Regions from separate parts of the Homo sapiens genome. Here region 2 is linked to region 1. Evidence: chromatin loops called from intact Hi-C (ENCODE). Cell type or tissue: PC-3. All regions are shown on one strand. Each heading gives the region's core, and the rest is flanking DNA. Links, peaks and the distances in the headings are about the cores only. Region 1 has its middle 66 kb from the start of PLCH1-AS1. Region 2 has its middle 4.8 kb from the start of PLCH1.

The links. A loop is a pair of places that touch in the nucleus more often than their neighbours do. Peaks named below come from ENCODE experiments on the same cell type or tissue, not always from the same donor. Only the 100,000 strongest peaks of a DNase experiment are listed, where the experiment ranks them.
Region 2: a loop joins it to region 1, with 2.3 times the contacts of the local background. A loop is called at or near these places in 1 of 110 quality-filtered maps.

Annotation. Positions count from the first base shown.
Region 1 is chr3:155,379,390-155,386,313 of GRCh38, forward strand. No RefSeq gene overlaps it. Among named protein-coding and RNA genes, the nearest start is that of PLCH1-AS1, 66 kb to the right of the region's middle. In PC-3, for the core only: a CTCF peak has its summit at 3,209 (motif pointing right); a DNase peak (open chromatin) is centred at 3,212.
Region 2 is chr3:155,746,451-155,753,374 of GRCh38, forward strand. No RefSeq gene overlaps it. Among named protein-coding and RNA genes, the nearest start is that of PLCH1, 4.8 kb to the left of the region's middle. In PC-3, for the core only: no CTCF peak of the experiment used is centred there; a DNase peak (open chromatin) is centred at 2,691; H3K4me3 peaks cover 647 bases; H3K27ac peaks cover 1,050 bases.

The DNA.
Region 1 (6,924 bases), core at 1,976-4,475:
ATGTATATAACACTAGGTAAAAGAGTGTTCTGGTAGTGGTACTATGGTCTTTCTTTTATGTATTAATTTACTTTTTTCCAGCTTTATTGAGATATTATTGACAAATAAAAATTATATACACTCAAGGAGTACAATGTAATGATTCCTTACAAAATGTGTAAGGAAGATTGTGTAAGGATTACCACAGTCAAATAAATTATGGGTTTGTTTGTTTGTTTGTTTGTTTGTTTGTTTGTTTGTTTTGAGACAAAGTCTTTCTCTGTCACCCAGGCTGGAGTGCAGTGGCGTGACCTTGGCTCACTGCAACCTCCGCCTCCCAGGTTCAAATGATTCTCCTGCCTCAGCCTCCCAAGTAGTTGGGATTACAGGTGCACGCCACCATGCCCAGCTGATTTTTGTACTTTTGGTGGAGACGGGGTTTCGCCATGTTGGCCAGGCTGGTGTCTTGGCCTCAAGTGATCTGCCCATCTCGACCTCCCAGAGTGCTGGGATTACAGGCGTGAGCCACCACGCCAGTCCCTATTTTTTTTTTTTAGAAAGAAAAATATATAAAGACAATTTAAGTAAGAAAAGGAAAAAGAAGAAGGGAAGGGAGACCCAAACACCAGATCCCCCAGTGTTTTTGTTTTAAATAAGCCATGAAAATATGTAGACACAGGGATGGAAATGATGGCACTTAAAAAGAAGGGGATAGACAGGTGTATTATCTATGCTCCATCTCAAAGTCCACCTCTTGCACATAACCTGCCTTGAAACTCCAACCCGAAGGAGTCTCTCCTCTTGATGATAGCCATTTATTTTAGCAAATTGTTTATAAATGGCCCTTTCCATTTCACATTTTAAAAGTTATTACTGTCTTTCAACTCATTTTAACTTTCTCTGAAAAGGACTCCACCCTCTGTTTGAGTCCCTTGTTGAACCTGGCAAGTTCTGAGCACATACATAGTAGAAACTTCAAAAATTTTAATACACTCTTTAATCCCAGAAAAGCTTCATATTGTTAAAATGCTTCCCAAAAATCTCACAAAGAAAGGTGGTGGGCTGAATTGTGTCCCTCCAAATTTCATATGTTGAAGCCCTAACCCCCAGTTCCTTAGAACTTAAACTGTATTTGGAGATAGGGCCTTTAAAGAGGTAATTAAGCTAAAATGAGGCCATTAGTGTGGGGCCTAACCCAATATGGCTGGTGTCCTTGTAAGAAGGGAAGATTAGGACACAGACATACCCAGAGAGAAGACCATGTGAAAACAGAGGAAGAAGACAGTCATCTACAGCCAAGGAGACAGATCTCAGAAAAACCAATTCTGCCAGCACCTTGATCTTGGACTTGTAGCCTCCAGAACTGTGAGAAAATGAATTTCTGTTGCTTGAGCTACCCAGTCTGTGGTACTTGGTGATGTCAACCCTAGAAAACTAATACAGAGGGCTTTACCTTCCATTAATTTGATTAATAAATAGTGAGAAATTTGTAATTAACAAAATAAACTGATTCATGAAATCTCATTTGTTTGCCTTATAAATTTTTTCTTCCTTCATAAAGAGAATGTTCCAAAATTCAAACTTCTTAACCTCAAACCTCAAGACATTTGCAATTTCAAATCTATTTACTAGTCTATGTCTATTTGAAAACTTATTATGAAAATAAACTATTAACTGGTTCTAGTATGGCTTTAGTTCTGTGCTTATTTATTTCTAAAAGTCAGAAGGTAAGGAAGGTAGAGGGAAAGAGGTGGAAGGTGAATCTTTTGCATGTAGAGTGCCTTCAAATTGAGACTGCCCTTTGCTTTTCCCATGACCTGTATAACCAACCCCTATCCCCACCCCTCACCTACCACTCCCTCATGTGGAGCAAAAGCCAGTGTCTAAATCTGTGGCCATTTTGGCCCCAGGTTGAGGTGTGGCTCTATTACAGAGTTGTCTAGCTTTCCAGACAATGACTTTCCAGATCTACCAAACTTCTCTCAGGCTTTCCCAGAAGCTATGGCTTTACACTACTGTTCTCAGTTAAGGAGTGCCTGCTTCCACCAGTACCTTCCAGGGCCACACGGAACCCACTTACCACCATTCAAGGTGAGCTCACACTATGACAGCCTAGGACAAGGATCTTTCTCTACACAGACATTGACTGGTTAATTTAACATGATCTTCAAGCAAGTAACACAGTAGGAACTTCATGCACTAGTATACTATCTGGAGGGAAAAAAGAAAATTTTTCCTCAAATTCCAAAAAAAAAAAAAAAAAAAAAAAAGGCATAGGCAGAAAGGCAGTCCAGCCAATCCATAGAGACTATAGTAAATATCACTCATAAAACTCAAATGTGCTGCAATAAATCACAGAGTGCTTTACTTTTTCAGTCACATGATATTCTTCATACTCACTTCTGTTTTCACAGAACCCTAATGGAAAGCAGCACAAAGAGGGCCTGTGACAGGGGTGGTCACCTCTCTGTTCCAATACACATGCCAGTAAACATGGGAAACAGCACCCTCTTCCCTACAAAACTAAACTATTTCAAGAGAACCATAATGATGGTCCGTCGTCCTCCAGTAAGGTACGAATGTGTCCAAGTTACCATCTTATCTTGGTAAAAACCAAAATAAACTTAATGTTTTCATTCATAATCCCACTTATGGGATTTAACCTTAGGAATTAAGGTCAATTAATTAAGAAAAAAATTCAAGAGAAAAGACAGATTACGAAACGATTCAGCATTATTGACTATCTGGAAGTAGGAAAAATTGTTATGCAAAGCAAGATATTTATACTTTAGGATGTTATAGACTGATTTTTGGAGCCATACAGAGCAAATACAGTGGATATTGCCTTGGAATAAATCAAAGTGTAGAAAGATTTGACAGAATTTCCCATGCATATGCTAGGAAGAAGGAGCTGCTATGCCCTACACCACACTTAAGTGGAAAACACTAACTTTTACAGGTAGATGATAAACATTTTTATCGGCAAATTTGTTAAAAGTTTTTATACATTTTTATGAACTTATGTAACATATATAAGTTTTATATAAGCTTTTACATATGAATGATAACAGTCTTGTCAGAAAAAAGCAGGGCCCAGAAAAGGCTGGAGATAGCAGGTTGCCAGGATCCCATAAGGAAAGTGGGGACCAAACGGCAGCCACAAACATGTTGACATCTGGGCAGGACACTGGGAATGTAGGCCCAATAAAGAGCAAAGGAAGCCACGTGGTGGCGCTGCAGCGCCAGCTGGGCCACATAGGATCCCAATGACCAGCCCAGCCCATCAGGAAGCTGACATGGGACTGTGAAAAAGGACTGGAAAGAAATGGAGAAAATAAAGACAATTGGTTTGGCAGTGTAATAAGATTATCAATCCATTTTTCCCTTTAGAAATTTGTATTGATATCATTGTACAATAAATATTCCAAACATATATTTTAATAGACTTTTAAACAGTGTCATACACTGGTTGATGGGACAGCACAAAACACCATGCATATATTTATGGTATGAATAGAAAGGGGCCCCCAGCAGCAGGGATGTTCCAGGTATTCAGTGACCAGGAAACAGTCGTGTTTTCATTTATCAGCAGTTTTAATATCTCCTGGCTCCCTCCTTTTCCACGGCACAGTGTCAGGGAAAATCACTACTTCACAAACCCTGCATCTCCTTTTGCCATTCACCCAACTGTGCCACAATCTCTGATTTTAATGTAGTCCTTTGTCAAATTCACATAGCTTCCTCTCCTTCCAATTCTTAGGCCAAACTGTGTGGTAGCAAGTTCCTTTCATGTCCTTCCTTTTGTAGAATTCCTTTGGCAAAGTCCAAAGCATATCTCATGGCCATGAGTGTCAAGTGTTGGTTCTTGCTGACTTAAATAGTCCCCTGTCCTTCTCTGAAAATACCTTGACATGAAAATGAAGAAGAATTCAATGAAGTTCGTCCTAGGTTTTATGGTAATAGCATGAACTCTGGGAGAATGGCCATACAGCCAGGACCATCATTGCCTTAGAGCATCTGCTAATATTAAAATTAATAAAATGCATACAAATTATTCATTCAATAAATATTCATTGAGACCTGCCATGGGAACTGAGTAGTGACAGAGCTGGGACCAGGATCCTAGTCTCCTTGCTCAACAGATCCTGCCCTTACCCCAAGGTGCCCTGTGTGAGTACTGACTGTGGGCAAATCTCTCTTCTAAGCCTGGAAGAATAGGAAGGTTTGCACTCTGCAAATTTATAGTCAATTTCACAGCATAAAGTTCCCTGTTATTCTTCAAAAAGGCAGCTTCACAACTCTCCCTGGAGTCTGTACTTCCCAATATGATCACCCCTCAACCCCGTACATGTACCCATACCTCTATTTGCTTTTTATTTCCATATATTTAGCTACAACTAAAAAGCTCTCCTTTTGAGGGAATGTTTTCAGCAATTGTGCTGCCTTCTTTGAACTTGTTTCTCCTAATCCAGCAGCCTGTTTCTCTTCCCCACTGTGAAATTGACTAAAAACAGCAAGAAGCTGACGGGTTTTTATAGAGAGACTGGACATAGCATTAATGTCTGAGATTTTTCCCCCTTTTAATACAAGACATTTTCCAGTGCATCTTTATTATTATTATCATTATTCATCAAAAGCTTTTTTATCCAAAAAGATAATTCAGACCTAGAAACTTTGTTCAACCAATTGTTCTCAAGTGGTGCTCTCCTGGGGAGTGAATTATATCCTAAATATAACAGTAAAACATTTTATTGAAGAATAGAGTAAGTAAAACATATTCTGGTTTTCTTTGCTCATTTGAGTTTATTCAACTCACAGCACTTTTTTTTTTCTTTTGGTGAGAATTTGCAGGCTATTTACCCTGTTTTGCTCAGTGAGAAAGAAAAATACAGGAAGGGCCGCAGAGCTTTAAAAATAGCATCAATGGCAGAAGTAAACACAAACCCAGGGAGTTGTCTTATTCAACTTCATATTCACCATTAAAGAAAAATTATTCATGACACCAGTGAAAGATGATAAGGCAGACTTTTTTCAGGACCATCATGATAGGCGTAGGGACCACTGCAATGGGATATTGCAATAGGGAAGAGAGATTGGGCTCAACTCTGAAGATAGCAAAGAAAAAGTGGGAATGTATACCCAAAGTGGGGGGAAGGTGGTCAGTGGGTGAAAAATTACTAAGAAGAAACAATAGGAGTAAAGAGGTTAACCTAACTGGGTTCTTGCTGAAGGCAGGCCAGGGCGGTCAGACATCACCCAGGAGGATGATGGAGGATAAGGAACCTGGTCAGGTAGTGAGGGTGATCAGATATCGAGGATTAACATTAAACTGACTCGACAGGATTCTTGGTAAAATTAGACAATACAGAGATAAAAAAGGAAGCCCAAAGGTCAGGACCTAATTGAGAAGAGAGTTCAGAGGAGCCTGATTAGAGTTTGGTTAAGGAGAGAATCTTTCACCATCAAGCCAAGCACAATACCCAGCACACAGCAGGCACTCAATAAGTGTTTGCCAAATAAAGAAATGAGTGACTGGATCCTGTGCCCCAGAACCAGCCCTTTCCTTGAAGCATGTCTGGGCAGAGGGTCTTAGTCAACAGCCTTGCTGCATTGTGGCCTTGGCCCACTGAGGAGAGCAGAGGGTGTATTTTAAAACAGAGGTATTTTAAAAAACATCTCACTCCACAACTTGCGCCCACTTCAGAGTCAACCTCAAGAGGACTCTGTCTGCACATGAGATGAGAGTCCTCTAAAAGCTAGGTCCAAAGAAGCTTCCCAGGTCCCCTCTGGAGTTTCAGAGGCCAGGAGTTCACAGCGCTACCACTGGGGTCTGAGATGAAGAATCTTATGAAAACCCCAAAGTCAAGCCATTGACTTTCCCCTGAAACAGGCTCTACCTTTTGTGTTTCCCAATATCAGACACTTGCTTGTGCATCCTAGGGGTACCCCTTCCATCAACACTGAACTTCCCACTGTTCCATGAACACCTCCATGCTTTTGTGAGTGCTGTTTCCTGGGGCTAGAATCTTCTTGCACCAATATATTACTTGGAAAACTACTCATCCTTCAAGAACCTGCTTACAAGTCATCTGCACTGGTAAACACTCCCCACTTACCAGAGTTGGGTGAGCATCCAGAGAACTTTGTTCAGGAGTTCAAATAGCACTTGCAATTTATCTACTAGCTTTTCTGTCACCTTTTGACTGTGACTGCTTCCCTTCAAGTGGTTCTCAAACCTACAGAAACATCAAAATCACCTGGGAGATTGGGTGCGGTGGCTCACACCTATAATCTCAGCACTTTGTGAGGCCAAGGCAAGGGGATCACTTGAGCCCAGGAGTTTGAGACCAGCCTGGACAAATGGTGAGAGCCCCATCTCTACAGAAAATTTAAAAATTATCTAGGTGTGGTGGCATGTACCTGTAGTCCCAGCTACTCTGGAGGCGGAGGCAAGAGGAGTGCTTGAGCCCAGGAGGATGAGGCTGCAGTAAGCCATGATCACACCTGCACTCCAGCCTGAGTGGCAGAGTAGACTCTATCTCTCCAAAACAAAAACAAAAACAAAAACAAACAATCAAACAAAAAAACCCTGGATACTCTTGAAATATAGATGCCTAGGCTTCACATCTGGAGTTTCTGATGCAATAAGTCTAGAGTGGAACCAGGGATACTGAATTTCTAATAGCTCCCAAGATGATTCTGGAAATCAGCCCTGTGTGGGAGTCTCGTCTAGAAAATAGAGACTGTGCTTTGTTCAGGTTGCTCATCCAGCCTGTGGCACAGCATGGGCATGGAGTAGGAGATCTATCTTTGCTTGTTAGGTAGGAGTATAAGTAAGTGGATGGACAGATGTCCGGCAGACGTTGAGGGAAAGAGCTGCATTCTGAATCACTATAAGACTGAGAGGACATGAAAGAGAGATTCTAAATTTAGTTCAGATCCTCT
Region 2 (6,924 bases), core at 1,712-4,211, 370 kb after region 1:
ACAGAGGCAATTACAATGTCACAGCAAAGCACCATGGGCAAGAAGAAACTTTGTCCTGAAAACAATCCTAGACTCTCAGAAAAAAGAAAAAAGCCACCAGAATACCCACTTGAATTTCTTCCTGCCAATAGTACCAGGAAGAAATCAATTTGGAAAAAATGTAGGTAAGGTCCTTTGCCTCTATAGAAAGAAACCTCCCCAAATTTACTTGTTTTTGTTTTTGTTTTTTTGCATGCCCATACACAAGCCTCAATTTATAAGAAATTAAGTCATTAACCCTCTGCCTCCAAACTGCTTTATATTTTGTAAACAAGCTTGTTGGAGATTTGTTTTGCTGGTAACCTCCATGGTGAATAGAAAAGCCAAAAAAAAAAAAAAAAAAAAAAAAACCACCAAGATAATCCCTCAACAGCAGCAGTTCACCCCCTAACCTCCGGTGTTTGTCTTTCTTGAGTCTGAAAAAATGCAGATGCACATGTTGAAATAAACTCAGACACAAAGTTCATAATAAGAGCACTTGTTTGCTATGCATTCTTTATTTTGATAGTTTTAATCAACTCCCATAATTTTGTAAACTTTTAAATTTTTAAATTGTGTGATATTTCAAACCTACCAAAAACAGGATATATACCATGTAATACTCCTGCTCCCCCCAGCCCTTCTTTTTTAAATAAAGCATTACAGATATAGCTAAACCCCAACTCCTGACTCGTTACCCCCACCCCTTCCCAAAGGTAATAATTCTGAAGTTGGTATGAATCATAATTATGCATGTTCTTAAATGTTTAGGACATTTATACATCCATAATCTTTTAATGTAGCTTTTCTCTCCAAGTCGTTTTAACATTATTTATCTGAGAAAAATCACTAAAACAATTAATTAATTAATTGGAGAAAATCACTAAAAACAAGAAAATGTGTTACATTGCTAAGTTTTTAGAAGCAGGACAGAACTATTTTTCCTGCTTGTGACAATCAGAGTATGGAATAATAACAAAGGGATTAGACAGTGGGTAATAAGCAGCCTCTCTAGGTTACACAAACTCTTCCATGGTTACCAAAGAATAAATAGAAAAACAAAACAAATAATACCCTCCTCTTTCACTGGTTAAAGGGGAACTGGAGAAAATGAGATCTTCATTAAAACTTCTTTGGGCAGGTAAGACAAACATCCTACATGGTAGTAAAGTACCTTTTCTAGAGGATCTCTTGGTCATGCAAGCTATGATCTTTTAGTAAGGATTTACCACTTTTCCAAGTATAAAGAACTCCTGCTGGTAGCTCAATACAAGGTTGAAATCCGCCTGGCTGAAAAGTCTGGGGTTGAATTAGCCCTGCCTCTTCAAGCACAGGGACATCCATCTGTACAGTAGTTACAAAAATCTTTTGCTGTGATTCTTTGACTTAATGTCCTCCCAGCATTAAAAGTGCTAAGAAAGCATCAATTTTTCTTAAATGCCATTGAATGGTGAAAGGCATCCTTCCCAACCCCCACCCTCTTCATTTCCTAAGCGATGACTCTCATTAATTATACTGGCACACCACTGCCCAGCCTCCCTTCTAAATAGCTGCCAGATTTCTACATATCATCTCTGCCTTGATACAGAATGTGCACTGACACCAGGATCACAGAAAATCCTGTAAGAGGTGCCTGATACACAGTAAAATGATTGATGTGCCTTGTGGTGAGCCTGCTGTGCTGCGTATCGTAGGGGGTTTCTTAGAAAACTGCACTGGGAATTTCTGTGTTGGAAAAAGATTTTTCTAGCTGTGCAAAAATTGTGCTTCCAGTTGCAAAAAGAGCCATTTATTTAAGGTGTTCAAATTTAAACAGCAACCATCTTGAGTTATATCCACGAGCAAGAGAGGAAAGGAGATAAATGTTCCCTATTTTAATCAATGCACCAAGTTAAGAAAACCATTGACCAAAAAAGCGTATCAAGGAAGAGGCACTCCTCTTTCAACACATATTTCTTTAGTACTTGCCATGTACCAGGCACTGCTCTAGGTGGTAAGCCTTAGCTGGAATATAGATAGCACTCCTGAAGTAGAGCGTAGTACCTGTCTTTATGGCCCTACTCTACAAATTGGTCACGGCTTTTAGGTACAAATAACAAAACCCCTTATCAAACCAGCTTGAGTAAAAAAAGCTGATGTATTGACTCCCACTTTAAGATAGGGGGAAGGATAAGGACTTCAGAAACGGTGGGAGTCTAGCAATTCAGAATCAGCATTTCTCTTGTTAAAGAAAAAATTAGTCAGTGTTAAAGCATGGTAAGGAAGGCTTTATCCAGCACGATCGAAATCGGCACAGGGACTACTGCAAGGAGCTCATGCAGAATACAGCATAGGCAGCTTGGAATTTATAGACAAAGAACAGATGGGGTTGCTGGATGAAAAATCACTAAGAGGAAACATCAGGAATATGAGGAACTCTAGCTAACCCGACATAACTGGATTCTTGCTGAACACAGGCCAGGGAGATCAGACATGACCTGGGCAATAGTGGAGGATGAGGGATCTGATCAGATATTGAGAATGATCAGATATGGAGAGTGGGGGTTCTTGCTAAACTGACTTGGCAGAACTCTTTTCTAAAACTGAGTTTTACAAGAAAACGCACATATGGGCCCAGGAGAAGGCTCAGAAGCATGACTAATGTTTGTTTGGCCAAGCAAGGAATTTTTGTCACTCTCACACTTTCACCTTTGCTCCTACTATTTCCCTGTCTCTGCTTTTCTCAGTGTTTTGATCCTATTCTCTCCTATTCCATATGAGCTTTCTGTACAAGCTGGGGGTGGGGAGAGCATGACTAGAGACAGCTCCAGGTTTCAATCGTCTCAGCTAGAGAGGCCTTTTTGCTTTTACCATCTGTAAATAAGATGGTAGGAAAGGATTCGAACTGACCTGACTTAGGTCATGTGTCCATCCATAGGTCAATTACTGTGGACAACAATAAGTAGAGTATATGTGTGGCCAGATCCTGATTATACACACACCCTTATGGCCAGGAAGGCGGGGTATTATAAGTAGCAGCCCATCAGAACTGCTTGGAACCAGGGAGGATTTGTTCCCAAGATGAAAGGGGCTGGTCCTACCAAGTGAAGGCAGGAAGAGATTCTGGCAAATAAAAAGAATAGATATGGGCTGGGCACGGTGGCTCACACCTGTAATACCAGCACTCTGGGAGGCTGAGGCGGGTGGATCATGAGGTCAGGAGTTCGAGACCAGCCTGGCTAATATGGTAAAACCCCGTCTCTACTAAAAATACAAAAATTAGCCAAGCATGGTGGCAGGCACCTGTAATCCCAGCTACTCGGGAGGCTGTGGCAGAGAATTGCTTGAACCCGGGAGGCAGAGGTTGCAGTGAGCCAAGATCGCGCCACTGCACTCCAGCCTGGGTGACAGAGCGAGACTCCGTCTCAAAAAAAAAAAAAAGAATAGATGTTCCCTAGGCTGCCCTCTCTTAAATCTGCTGCCAAAGAAAGAAACACCTTTATACTGATTCATATGTATATGACTTAATCTACAAAGTAGATCAGAAGAGGAATTTCCTAAATCCATCATGGGAGACTGAGGAGAGAGGAGTAGTAATGGCCAACTGTAAGTTCTACCAATCTTTCCCTCCCCAGCTGAAGAAGCATGTGTCCCCATGTGGGGCCAACTGACAGGAGCTGGAGATGGGGAGGAAGGAACATAACCAGGATAGCTGATCTCTGAAAGAGTTGTTTTGTTTTGTGTTTTTGATTTTTTTTATCATGGAAGTGTTTATATATACACGAAAGTAGAATAGTATAATAAAACCCTATGTATTAGTCGCTGTGTTTCAACAATTGTTAATATTTTGACAACTTTATCCAGGAATATGGAGATTCTCTGAAATACTTAAATTCATAAACTAACACATTTTTGCAGTACTATGATGCTGGTTACTGAAAGAAATGCATGCCTCTTATGGTAAATTATATAAGACCAGTGTATGCAAAGCCCTTAGCAAAATGCCTGCTACAAAATGAGCTCTCAAATATGCCAATTATTTTTACTGTTAACATTTGAAACCTATTTAAACTTTTATTTATTTATTTATTTATTTATTATTTTGTGTGTGAGACGGAGTTTTGCTCTTGTTCCCTAGGCTGGAGTGCAACTGCGCGATCTCCACTCACTGCAACCTTCCCCTCACGGGTTAAAGTGATTCTCCTGCATCAGCCTCCCAAGTAGCTGGGATTACAGGCATGCGCCACCATGCCTGGCTAATTTTGTATTTTTAGTAGAGACGGGGTTTCACCATGTTGGCCAGGTGAACTCCTGACCTCAGGTGATCTGCTCACCTTGGCCTCCCAAAGTCCTGGGATTACAGGCCTGAGCCACAAGTCTACAAATGGAAATGTTTTGGCATACAGAGGAAAATAATGTTGGGTTTTTTTTGTTTTGTTTTGTTTTGTTTTGAGACAGAGTCTTGCTCTGTCACCCAGGCTGGAGTGCAGTGGTGCGATCTTGGTTCACTGCAACCTCTGCCTCCCAGGCTCAAGCAATTCTCCTGCCTCAGCCTTCAGAGTAGCTGGGATTACAGGCGCCCGCCACCGTGCCTGGCTAATTTTTGTGTTTTTTAGTAGAGACGGGGTTTCACCATGTTGGTCAGGCTGGTCTCGAACTCCTGACCTCAGGTGATCCACCCACCTCGGCCTCCCAAAGTACTGGGATCATAGGCATGAGCTACGGCATCCAGCCGAAAATAATGTTTTTTAAGAGATGGGGCTCTCACTATGTTGCCCAGGCTGGACTCTTAACTGCTGGGCTCAAGGAATCCTCCTGCCTCAGCTTCCTGAGTAGCTGAAACTACAGGTGTTCTGCTGGAAAATAACTTTTTAAGGCTAAACTCTGATTTTTCATTTCTTACCAACAGACTATAACTTTTTTTTAATGACTTATTTTTAAATGGCAGCTGTTTACATTTTTTCTATAACAAGCCTATATAGCTGGGCGCGGTGGCTCACACCTATAATCCCAGCACTTTGGGAGGCCAAGGCGGGCGGATCACGAGGTCAGGAGATCGAGACCCTCCTGGCTAACATGGTGAAACCCTGTCTCTACTAAAAATACAAAAAAAAAATTAGCCGGGTGTGGTGGCACATGCCTGTAATCCCAGCTACTCGGGAGGCTGAGGCAGGAGAATCGCTTGAACCTGGGAGGCGGAGGTTGCGGTGAGCCAAGATGGTGCCATTGCACTCCAGCCTGGGCAACAAGAGTGAAACTCCATCTCAAAAAAAAAAAAAAGCCTATGTAACTGTTTTCCCCTTTTATCTGGAAAGGTCAAAAATATTATAAGCAATAAGCAAATGCACATTTCACCTTACAAATAAGGAGAAAACATGAGCTAAATTGTTAAACTGAGGAATGAGCCTGGACTACATATCAGAATTCTAAATAATAGGTCCCCACTTTACTGCCTTGGCAAAATACTTCATCCTGTGAATGCTGGGTGAAGGGAAAATAGCATAGCTGTGCCTAAGTTAATTTTATTCAACAAAGATTTTCTTAACTTCAGTTATACTTTTTGGGAGATTTTAGTTCGCAAAATCGGGTGAACACTTTCTAAAAGGCAGTAAGTGTGCTAATTAAAGTGAACTTTCCCCATTTTCTATTTTTCTCCAACTTGTTTGATTGTTTATTTCTCCTGTGGTGGGAAGGGGAATGAAGTAGTTGGAGGAAACAATAGTGTCAGAGAAGGAGAGAGCCCCTTTTCCTCCTTCCTAAGAGCTTCACAACTCAGCTCTGTGCATTTTGTTTCCAGAAAGACCTCCCACAGAGCCAATATCTGCAACTTTCAAGATGGTCAAAGCTTGCTCACCAAGACAGACCTTTAATTGAAGTTTCTTTATTCAGCCTTAGAAGTAATACTGAAACTATGAGGCTACATATTTCCCTCATGGAATATACTGGGTTCCCCCTCCAATACTATTGTTAAAAAATTCTGTAGAATTCAATAATATAATTAAAAGAATCTGAAGCACCATTTTTATAGACATTGAACAAAAGTTTAGAAAGACAAGCAAACTGAATTGTAGACAGAAAATGAGGAAAGACACTGGTGAAAGAGTTACAGTGCAAATTCTAAAGTTTTGAAAGACGGGGGACATTGTGGGGGGAGGCAATTTACACCACCAGGAAAACTCTTCTATTTCCCTACCAGTTGGAATTCTAATGGGGTGTGCACTCTCTTACTAACACCTGTTTATTTTTAACCAGAAAACAAATGGTTGGATTTTTCTGTACAAACAGAGCAAAAGTTTTTCTGCACCTCAAAATTTGTATTTAGTTTTTGTTTCACTTATTTGCATAATTAAACTAGCTACATATTAAGAGGGCTTGCTTTGTCCAAAATAAATGTCTCCCTTTTTAAACTTGACAAGTTTACAAAATGTTCTCTCAGATCATTTCAGCAAATTAATCTTCACGGTGTAGGCTGATGGGATGCATGGGGGAAATTCTGACTGAAAAAAAAAGGTCCTGGTCAAAATGACAAGGCAGCACTGTGATGGGCCATTCATTTATTCTTTCATTCATTTATTTAACAAATATTTAGAGAGTTCCCTATATGAGCAAGAAACAGGGCTAAATCCTGCTGTGGAAGGAGCAGAAATGATCCAAAATTCAGTAAGTATGGTTTGAATTATAAAGTCTAATATACCTTGGACTAGAGAGAAGAGACATGTAAATAAATAATTACAATACAATGTAACAAGGGCTAAAATAGATAGGTGTACGGTGTTGCAGAACAGAAGAGGGCGCTAATTACTCAATTTCATTGCTAGTTACACAGAAATAAAGTGTTTTGATAACCAAAACAAAGCAGAAAATGGAAGTAATGATCCCAATGCCTGAATTTTTAAAAAACCTCATTTCTGTCTGAATTACTCACTG